Linked DNA regions of Homo sapiens: region 2 is linked to region 1. Evidence: chromatin loops called from intact Hi-C (ENCODE). Cell type or tissue: psoas muscle. All regions are shown on one strand. Region 1 holds the start of MIR4475 (microRNA 4475). Region 2 has its middle 58 kb from the start of MIR4475.

Region 1 (5,000 bases):
CCAGAAAGAAAAAAAAAATCATAACTGTCAGAAATGTGATAGGACTGTCAAAGACATATGGAAGAAACCCAAACAAACCATGGAAGTTGTGAAACATAAATCCCAATTCTATTTGTTCTACGACAGTGTATAAACCACACATTTTTCATCAAGATAGAAAATTAAAACCCTCGCCAGGCTCAGCATTGCTGGGGAAGTTGGATAGAAACCCTAGTGTCCTGGCAGAAGGAGAAGCAGCTGCTGGCTGGCCTGGGACTGAAAGATGCTTCTGAACCGTGGACTGGACCACAGAGTTTAGCTGCCTCCCTGTCTCTACATTTTAGTACTGCTGTGATTGTGTCCACACACCCACAACTGTGATTAGCCAAACATCCCATGGGCATATTCCCTATTTTGAAAGTCCCTTGATAAAGCATAGGTTCAGCTTCTGGCGAGCTCCCGAGCAGCCTTAATGTCCACGTGGCTCCTGAACTGTGTCTTCTACTCTCCCAAGCCCATAGCTTGGAGTTCTTTTTCCCCACTGAAGCTCACCTGATTCACTTCAGACCTCCAAGTAGCCTGGCAGCCCCTCCAGAGCCTTACTTAATTCTGATGGGCTTAACTCCTTTCTCACAAGAAATTCTCCCTAATAACTACCAAATATTAATTAAAACCAGTTAATTCCAGTCCCTAGAGAATTAGATAATGCTACTGTTTTCTATTCAGAGAAGAGTCTATTTTCCCCTACTTTTGGCTTTTCTTTCCCTAAGCCAGTGTGTTAATCATGAGGAAATGTCCCAAGACTTCTTGAAAAATTCTGTGTTTTTAGTGGATTTCCTGGGGAATGTCTCCAAAGCCATTTGAAGACTAAACAATAACATCTTTTGGTTTATTCTCATTCAGACATCATTCTTCCTCAAAGCCTCGCGGATCAGGGAGGCAGACTTCTCTTTGCAGAAGCCACACTCCTTCCTCCATAGTTTGGACCTTATGAACCCGCAAGTTACCATTTTTAATAGTTCCCCTTTGGAAAACTTCTGTTGACAGGCAGTCTGCTGTATTTTACTTTCTGCCTAGTCTTTGGGTAGATGCTAGTGTTCACTGAGACCTAGCTCTTTGGCTCAGCAGAATAATGTGCCTGGGGGCTTCAGACGGCCCTTTGAGGGATGAGGGTCACCACAGGGAAGGCCAGCTCCAAGGGGCCCTTGGTGTCTTTGAACTCTCGCCTTTGACTTTCAGGCTTCATAATGAATGCTTGGTCCCTTGACTATGAGTCATTTAGAACCACACACTCATTGAGATTTTGAGATGGAAGGACTGGAAGTCATGTGGTTCAAACTCATATCTCCGGCCCCGTTGCTCAGATGGAAAGACTGAGTCCTGGGTGAGGGCCTTCTGATATAGGTATGAGAGTAAACAAGCAAGGTGATAATAGTTCTCTCTAGGGCTCGAGGCCGGTGGTCTTAGCTGGTCCCTTGTGAGTTTTTGAAGCAGATCTGGGTCCTCTGTTATCTCCACACAAGTCCCTCCTTCTGCCATCTCCCTTTAATTCAACAAATATTTATTCGATAACAATTGGTTGAATAAATGAAGAAATGTGTCTCTACTCTGACCAACTGGGCAATGGAGATAGAACAGAAACTGCTACTCACAATCCAATATCCAGTCTCTCCTTTTCCCGGAATAACAGAATTTGTAGCTGGACAAACAGGGCCGCTCAGAGTAGAGATCCCCTTCCCCAGCCTTCCTTGCTGACAGATGTGGCCTTAGTATGTGCTTCTGGTCCATGACATACATGCAGAAGTGCCAGGTGCCAGCCTCCTGGAACCTTACTCAGAGACAGCAGGTTCTCTTTCCTTTGTCTCCTCTGTCTTGCTGTCTGGAATTCTGATGCTGCCATCTTGGGCCTTGGGGCTGAGGGACACAGCCTCAGGAGGGCCACAGATGACTGAGTCTGGTCCGTGTGGGCCTCCTCGGCCAAGTTGCTGTATCAGCCATGGATCGCTGGCCTCCAGACTCTGAATGTGAGAGAAGACAATCTGTCCTGTTTTAGCCACTGCTGTTCTGGATTTTTCAGTCGTTCATAGCTGATCTAATTCTGACTACTACAGGCAGTAAAATAAATATTTAACATGGATTTGAAAAAAAATACTATTCTTTCTAGCTTTGCCAAGAAAAAGTTGGACTTCCTCAAAATGAAATTTTACAAAGAAACGAGACTCTGAGAATATTTTAAATGAAGAGATATGTGTATATACACACATACCCGCAATATCTCTATGTATATGCATATATAACATATGCATAAATTATCTCTGGAAGAATACACAGCGACTAGAGTCATGGAGAAGAGACCTGGGAGCCTCGGGGTTGGAGTGGAAGTGAGACCCACTGCCTACTTTTTTTGTTCTGTTTGAATTTTGTTTTTTTTGAGACAGAGTCTCTCACTGTCGCCCAGGCTGGAGTGCAGTGGTGTGATCTCGGCTCACTGCAACCTCCACCTCCTGGGTTCAAGCGATTCTCCTGCCTCAGCCTCCTGAGTAGCTGGGATTACAGGTGCCCACCACCACACCTGGCTAATTTTTTTGATTTTTAGTGGAGATGGGGTTCCACTACATTGGCCAGGCTGGTCTTGACGTCCTGACCTTGTGATCTGCCCGCACTGACCTCCCAAAGTGCTGGGATTACAGACGTGAACCACCGCACCCGGCCCCTGTTTGAATTTTTTAACTGGGTGTGTGTGTATGATCTTTTTTTAAAAACACCAAAGTTTAATACCAAAATGAAAACCCACTGTACACATAGAGGCCCCCAGTCCAGTCTCTATCAGATGAGACTTTTTGGTGTTGCCAAGTAAACATCCAGTTCCGGCTTGGGCTTCTTAGCGACAGGGTGCTCACCTCCTCCCCAGACAGCTTGATCTGAACCCATTTCCTCATCTGGGGAACATACAGACGCTCCTTGCAGGACGGTGGCAAAAGCACATCCTACCTGCTCAGGAAAGGTGCTGGTTACCAGTGACACACCACTGTTCCCGTGCGGTGCACTAGAGCCTGTCATTCCCACCAGACCCACAGTGTCTACCTCCTGAGATACTGCTCATAGACTCACAGATCTGCTGTACGGCTATGGATTTGCTCCCCCGCCCCACCACATGGGGCACTCCCTGAGGGCAGGGACCATGCCTGTTCCTCTTTGTCCCTGGGGTCCCTGTGCCTATCCGAGACCCTGGCATGGAACAGATATCCAGGAGTGTTTACTGTCTGAAAGAAGGAGAAGACAGCCAGCAATTCATTCTAAAATGCAGATGTTGACAGCAGTTTCAAGTCATCCCAGTTGATCCATGATTTTTACTGGAATTTTAGTTTTTCCTGGATTCGACTTCCAGCCGCATCAGAGCTGCCTAGGTGAGACGCAGCAGGAGAAGAGCCCTGGAGACTCTGCCTGGAGGTGTCACCAGCCGGTGCCTTTCTTGTGAAGGGTAAGAAAATGCCCTCCCATCTCCACTGAGCCTTCACTACCTGCTGCAGGGCCCAGGTGCTGGGAGTTTGTGGGCTGAATGGGCAGCAGCGACTCTTGGGGACCCTCCACCTGGGGTCACACACAGCCTGGCTTCAAGTCTTGGCCACGGCTTACCAGCTGTGTGACCTGGGGTGAGATAGCTGGGCTTTTCAGCCTGAGTCTCTCCACCCATAAAAGTGAGGATGGTAATAATTGTCAGGACCTCATAGTGTTATTGTAAGGAGTAAGTGAGAGCCTGCATGTGAAGTCCATTTTATAAAGGGGTCTTAATTCTTTGGCGTGTAAATATGACATGAGTTAATTCCCCCCTCCCCCCCCCACCCCCAGCTGTGCTACATGGAACTATCCTCCTTCTCGCATTTCTGGTAGGGTGGTGGCACCTTTATTGACATCTTGGTCAGATTCCAGAACATTCGAATAACTTTCAGTTATTAGAACAGTTTCGTTTTGGTATTTAACATTCTGTCCTGTTCTTTTTGAAATTTCAATCTCAAACATAATCCGACGCCGGAGTTCTCTGCCATCACCCGGGGCCGACCGGCCCCTGCTGTGGCTCTGGCAGCCTGTGGAGAAACTACATTGGTTTTCTGCTGCTCCATAACAAGTTACCAGAAACCCAGTGGCTGAAGATAACATGCGTTGATTATTTCAGCTTCTGTGGGGTAGGAGTTGGGGTGTGACTTATCTGGGTCCTCTCCCTGGGGTCTTACAAGGCTGCATCAAGGTGCCAGCTGGGGCTGTCATCTCACTTAAGGCTAGGGTCCTCTTCCACATTCCCTGGGTGTTGACAGAACTTGGGTCCTTGCGGTTAGACAGCCGAAGCCCTCAGCTCCTAGGGGGCTGCCCACCAATCCCTGCTGGGTGGTCCTCTCCACAGCCTGACCCTCTGCTTCTTCAAGGCCAAAGGGAAGGCATCTGTTTCTCTGACTGCTAGACCTTCTTTTAAAGAGATCACCTGATTAGGTCAGGCCCACTCAGGATCGTTTCCCTTTTGACTGACTTAAACTCAGCTGACTGGGGGCTGTCATGATGTCTGTAGGATGTGTTGTCTTTATTCTCATTTGGTAATCCCATGTGCCTCCCCTCTTTGACCCCTGCAGGCAGGTCCTGGATGGTGGGAGACGTGGCTCTGTTCCTTCTGTTCCTTCTCCCAACCCTCATCAAAGACCATCCACCGCACAGCTTCCAGATGTTCCCGCTCCAGGGAGAGGGTTTTGGGGTGGGGTTCCCACTGGGCAGTGGGAGGGTGGCTCTCATCAATGGTGTCCCACAGCTCACAAGGCACATGCATATCTTTACCCATTCTCCTTTCCCCTGTTTCAGGAAATGTAAGGGCAGGTTACCAAATCTGTTGGCCAAGCAGATGCCCATACAGAAGGTGAAATCTCAGGCTCCCCTTTTTGAAGGTACCTCCAAACTTCCCAGGGAGTCTCTTAAAGCCATTGACCCCTGGCTTTGGGCAGAGGAAACAGCAGCCCTGCCCACTAGCCTCTCTCCTG
Region 2 (5,000 bases), 59 kb before region 1:
TCCAGCTGGGTATCCTCCCGGGTCCTACCAGCCTGTCAGGCAGGAGGGGAGACCTGGGAGAGACTGACTTAGGCTGACCTGGGGTGGATCGACCCCGAGGCCCTCCCTGAGATCTGAGCTGGCATCTGCTTCCGCACCGTCGTTCTGACTCCTCTACCCAGGACTAGTTACGGTCACCATCACAGTCAGTAGGACTGTCAATCATTGTTTTAAGTACTGATGTATATCCACCTAGTTGGTCCTCATTTTACACATAGGGAAACGGAGGCAGAGAGGGCTTAAATAGTCTAAGGTCACAGGGTGAACACGCACTCAGTCACTCCCTTCTGTGGCACTGCCTCAGGGGGCCACATGTGCTGGGAAATGCTGTTGTCCTGAAGCAGCTCAGCAACTGCTGGGTCAAGAGAGGGGCAGGTAAGGCGCTGAGGGCCTTGGAGGAAGGAGGACCACGACGACAGCTGTGTGGTGTGTACAGTTGTGTGGGGTGTTTGTGTGGGGTGTGGGGGGTGTATTTGTGTATGATGTGTGTGACGTGGCATATGTGTGGTGCATGTGTATGTGTGGTGCGTGTGCATGTATGATGTGGTGTATGTGTGGTGAGTAATGTGTGTGTTGTCTTTGCGTGTGATGTTTGTGTGTGGTGTGGTGTATGTGGTATGTGTATTGTGAGTGGTGTATGGTGTGAGTGGCATGTGTGAGTGATGTGTGTGTGTGTGGTGTGTAGTGTGTTTATGTGGTGTGTGTGTTGTGGTGTATGTGGTGTGTGTGTGTGTGATGTGTGTGGTTGTGTATGTGGTCTGTGTGATGTGCGTGAGTTGTGTGTGTGTGAATGGTGTCTGTGGTGTGTGTGAATGGTGTGTGCTGTAGTGTAGGTGGTGTGTGTGAGTGGGGTGTGTCTGTTTTGTGCGTGTGAGTGGTGCATGTAGTGCATGTGTGCTGTGGTGTGTGTGAGTTGTGTGTGTGCTGTGGTGTGTGAGTGGTGTGTGTGGTGAGTGGTTGTGGTGTGTGTGGTGTGTGTGTGGTGTGTGTGTGCTGTGGTGTGTGTGGTATGTGTGTGTTGTGGTGTGAGTGGTTTGTGTGTGGTGTGTTTGTGTGGTGTATGTGGTGTATGTGATGTGTGTGTGCTGTGTGTGGTGTGTGAGTGGTGTGTGCTGTGGTGTGTGAGTGGCGTGTGTAATGTATGTGTGCTGTGGTGTGTGTGGTGTGTGTGAGTGGTATGTGTGATGTGTCTGTGTGCTGTGGTGTGTGCGTGGTGCGTGAATGGTGTGTGAGTGGTGCGTGTGAGTGGTGTGTGTGTGTGCTGTGGTGTGTGCTGTGGTGTGTGTGGTGTGAGTGGTGTGTGCTGTGGTGTGTGTGATGTGTGTGAGTGGTGTGTGTGCTGTGGTGTGTATGCTGTGAGTGGTGTGTGCTGTGGTGTGTGTGATGTGTGTGTGCTGTGGTGTGTGTGTGGTGTGAGTGGTGTGTGTGAGTGGTGTGTGTGTGTGGTGTGTGTGTGCTGTGGTGTGTGTGATGTGTGTGTGCGCGTGTGAGGGAAGGAATTTCGGAGGAGGAGGTGGCAGGTGGCAGGTGGCGCAGGTGGCAGGTGGCGCCGGCACTTAGCCACCAAGGGTGGAGGAGGGCCTTCAGGAGGAGGAAACTAGCGGCGAGCAGGGGGTCAGAGGAGGTAAACGCTGTGAACATACCGCCAAGTCCCCATGCTGGGGGTGCAAAACATTGTCATGAAGGATAAGATTGGGGGGCTAGCTAGGACAAGATTGTGGAGGACACTGATTATCAAGCTGGAATTATGCAATTTCTGTCGAGAGCACCTGGTCACCACCGCAGGTCTTTAAGCAGCTATGGATGGGAGGCGACCCTGGCAGCGGCGGGCGAAGATGAGTTAGAAGGGGACAGGAATGAGACAAGAGGAAGGGAGGGAAGAGACGAGGTGGGGAGGACGGGAAGGCGTGCAGGGAGTGGGCCGGTGCGAGAGGGACATGGGATGGAGTCCACAGGGGAAGAGCTGGGGACTCCAGGTTTTCTGGTCAGGAGAGACTGGAGACGCCACTGACAGAAAGAGGAGGAACAGGTGTGGGGAGAACTGATGTTTCTTCGACCAGAGCCATCTGCGGAAACATCGTCTCCTCCGTGGGGCCCAGCTTTCATTCCTCACAGCAGTGATCACTGCATGGCAAACAATCACATTCATCTATTATTTGTTTCTTGTCTTTGCTCAATCAGCATATAAGAGAGTACGAATTCCATCTGCCGTGTTCACAGCGCCATCCCCAGAACCTACAACAGTGTCGGCTTCTAGTAGGTGATCGCTAAATATTTTTTGAGTAAATAAACGAATGACTCATGTCGTGCTGGAGGGGGACTGTGGGACAAGCATCCAGGAGGACTGGAGATCTCCAGGAGGGACGTCTGAGCAAACAAGAATGTCCCACACGTGGAGGTCACTAAGCCCAGGCTGTGTCTGAGATGGTTCTAAGAGAGTAAGAGAGAATGCACAGAAAGAAACCGGATCACCTCCTATGCCCCCAGCGCCTGCACAAAGCCTGGCACACAGCAGGTGTTGCGTGTTGGTTGACTGAATTAATAGATGAACCTGCTCTTCGGCGAGGAGTGAGACTTCCTGTGCATAAGGGGCTCGAGCAGGAAGACAGCTGGCCGAGAGCGTGCGCTGGGGTCCAGAAGGTTGCCTCAGCTTCACAGGTGCCCATGGGTAACGTGTTGTGGTTCCCCGGAGACTCTGGGCGGGAGGAAGTGGGACCATAGAGAGGGGCCCACTTGGGTAGAGCGTCTACCTCCGAGAGGTGGAACTTCATTGGGCGAGTGGGTAGCCAATGAGGAAGCTCCCTGAGGAAGAGCCCGCCCCTGGAACTGGGCCGAGGCACCGCCCCCGCGGAGGAAGCCCCGCCTCTCCCCGTCCCTAACACTGAGGCCCCAGAGGCGAACTGTCGGGACTCCCGGGCTGCTTGGTGGCCTGAGAGGCCCCCGAAGGGCTCTGGGCTGCGCCTTCATCCGCTGCTTTCCTGTGTGACAACCCCAGACCTCATCCTTCAGGGGGTCTCCATTGCCTCAGGTTCCTCTTTTTTTCGAGACGGAGTTTCAGTGTTGACTCCCAGGCTGGAGTGCAGTGGCGTGATCTCGGCTCACTGCAACCTCCACCTCCCGGGTTCAAGCGACTCTCCTGCCTCAGCCTCCCGAGTAGCTGGGATTACAGGCGCCCGCCACCACGCCCAGCTAATTTTTGCATTTTTAGTAGAGACGGGTTTCACCATGTTGGCCAGGCTGGTCTCGAACTCCTGACCTCAGGTGATCCACCCGTCTGGGTCTCCCAAAGTGCTGGCATGAGCCACCGCGCCTGGCAGGTTCCTTTTCATCTAGAAAGAGGCCTTCAAGGGTTAGCTCTGGTTTAACAAAATGGATTCAGTGCTTCCTGTACCAGGCGCTGGTCTACGCTCTTTTTTGCTTTTTCTTTCCCTCCCTCCCTCCCTCCCTCCCTTCCTTCCTTCCTTCCTTCCTTCCTTCCTTCCTTCCCTCCCTCCCTCCCTCCTTCCTTCCTTCCTTTTTTCCTTCTCTTCTCTTCCCTTCTCTTCCTTTCTGTTTCTTTCCCATAATGCATTTATTTTGTCATACTTTTAGTGACACGGGAGCTTTCAGAATGCAGACTTGAAGATACACGGTGATCTATGTGAATGGTCTGGGCTCTGAGGAAACACCTTCAGACCCTCTCCTCATGGGCCTCACCATCTATGGGTGGAAACACAGTAAACAAACCCGCAGTCTCTTCTATAATTACACATTGAATAAGTGTGTCAAGAAACAAAATAATGGGGCATAATTCAGGTAGCAATACTGGGAAAGTGACATTTGAGCTGAACTAGAGAGCAGGGCACTATTGGCAGTTGGAGAAGTCTCCACGCTGAGGGAACAACATGAGAGAAGTCCCCAAAGCTGAGATGAGTGTGCTGCATGTAGGGCGAAGCAGCCAGGCTAGACGGGGAGGTCCGAGGTAAGAGCAGAGGAGAGCAGGCCGTGCAGAACTCCTTCGAATGTTTTTATAATAGGAGTTTAGATGGTTTTTTTCTCGGGATACTGGGAAGCCACTGAATATTTTTACAGGGAAGCACCATGTGATTTTCAAATAATTACTCTGACTTTGTGTGTAGAACAACTTGGGGAAGAGCAAGAAGATTTCTGTTGAGGTGGCTGAATTTTCCTCTTTATGGCAATTAGAGGCAATTTGAGATGAGGCAACACCCAGAACCTTGAGTTGAAGGGCAGTACATCAGAAGAGGCACAGATTATCCCTAATCCTCTCCAGAAATATATGAGCTTGTGTGTGGCCTTGGGCAAACGACTTTCAGGACTGAGAGAAGGAGTGGAGGGAGGGGGGAATGCATGGGATGTCTCACAAGCCACATAGGTCTGCCCAGGTGTCCCGCATATCCCAGTGCATTCCCTATAACCTGTCCCAGAGTGGTTTTCCTTTTTCTATCACAATCCCAATTTTCCCAGCTGAACCATTCTCCAGTCCTGGGCTGGGTTCTGCCATTTCCTTGCTAGAAGCCTCCAGCCTTCTTGCTTCCATTTTCTGGTTCCTGAGAGGCACTTGCCTGTAAGAAATCTGACTCTCTGAATCCATAGTTGAATCAGGGTTCAAGCAGTTCATAGCAAGTGAAAAATGTCCTGTCTGGCCACCCAGCAGTGATTGGAGAGGAGGCTGAGTTGATGGTCCTCCAGGCTGTACAGACCATGAGAGCAGGGATGTAGCAGGTCCTCAATAAGTTACTTGTTGTTTGGATGGTACCTTCATCATGATTTATCAATTCTAACGTGCCATCAACTGTAGGAAACACTGTCAATTCATCGACAACTTTGCAGGACATACAAAAGATAGACATGACATTAAATATACACACCAATTATAAGATACATTCTAACAGGAACACCAACATGTGAAAAAACAATGCATACATTTGAGAATCGAGAACTTGTGTAGTAACAATCAT

The links. Peaks named below come from ENCODE experiments on the same cell type or tissue, not always from the same donor. Only the 100,000 strongest peaks of a DNase experiment are listed, where the experiment ranks them.
Region 2: a loop joins it to region 1, with 2.8 times the contacts of the local background. A loop is called at or near these places in 3 of 110 quality-filtered maps.

Annotation. Positions count from the first base shown.
Region 1 is chr9:36,822,319-36,827,318 of GRCh38, forward strand. MIR4475 (microRNA 4475) reads right to left here and starts at 1,281; the gene lies at 1,221-1,281. The region is part of intron 2 of LOC105376030 (a long non-coding RNA gene); the gene reads left to right. In psoas muscle, no CTCF peak of the experiment used is centred here; no DNase peak of the experiment used is centred here; H3K27me3 peaks cover 329 bases.
Region 2 is chr9:36,763,325-36,768,324 of GRCh38, forward strand. No RefSeq gene overlaps it. Among named protein-coding and RNA genes, the nearest start is that of MIR4475, 58 kb to the right of the region's middle. RefSeq lists enhancers at 989-1,507, 1,508-2,026, 2,547-2,706. In psoas muscle, no CTCF peak of the experiment used is centred here; a DNase peak (open chromatin) is centred at 2,837; H3K4me3 peaks cover 857 bases; H3K27me3 peaks cover 717 bases.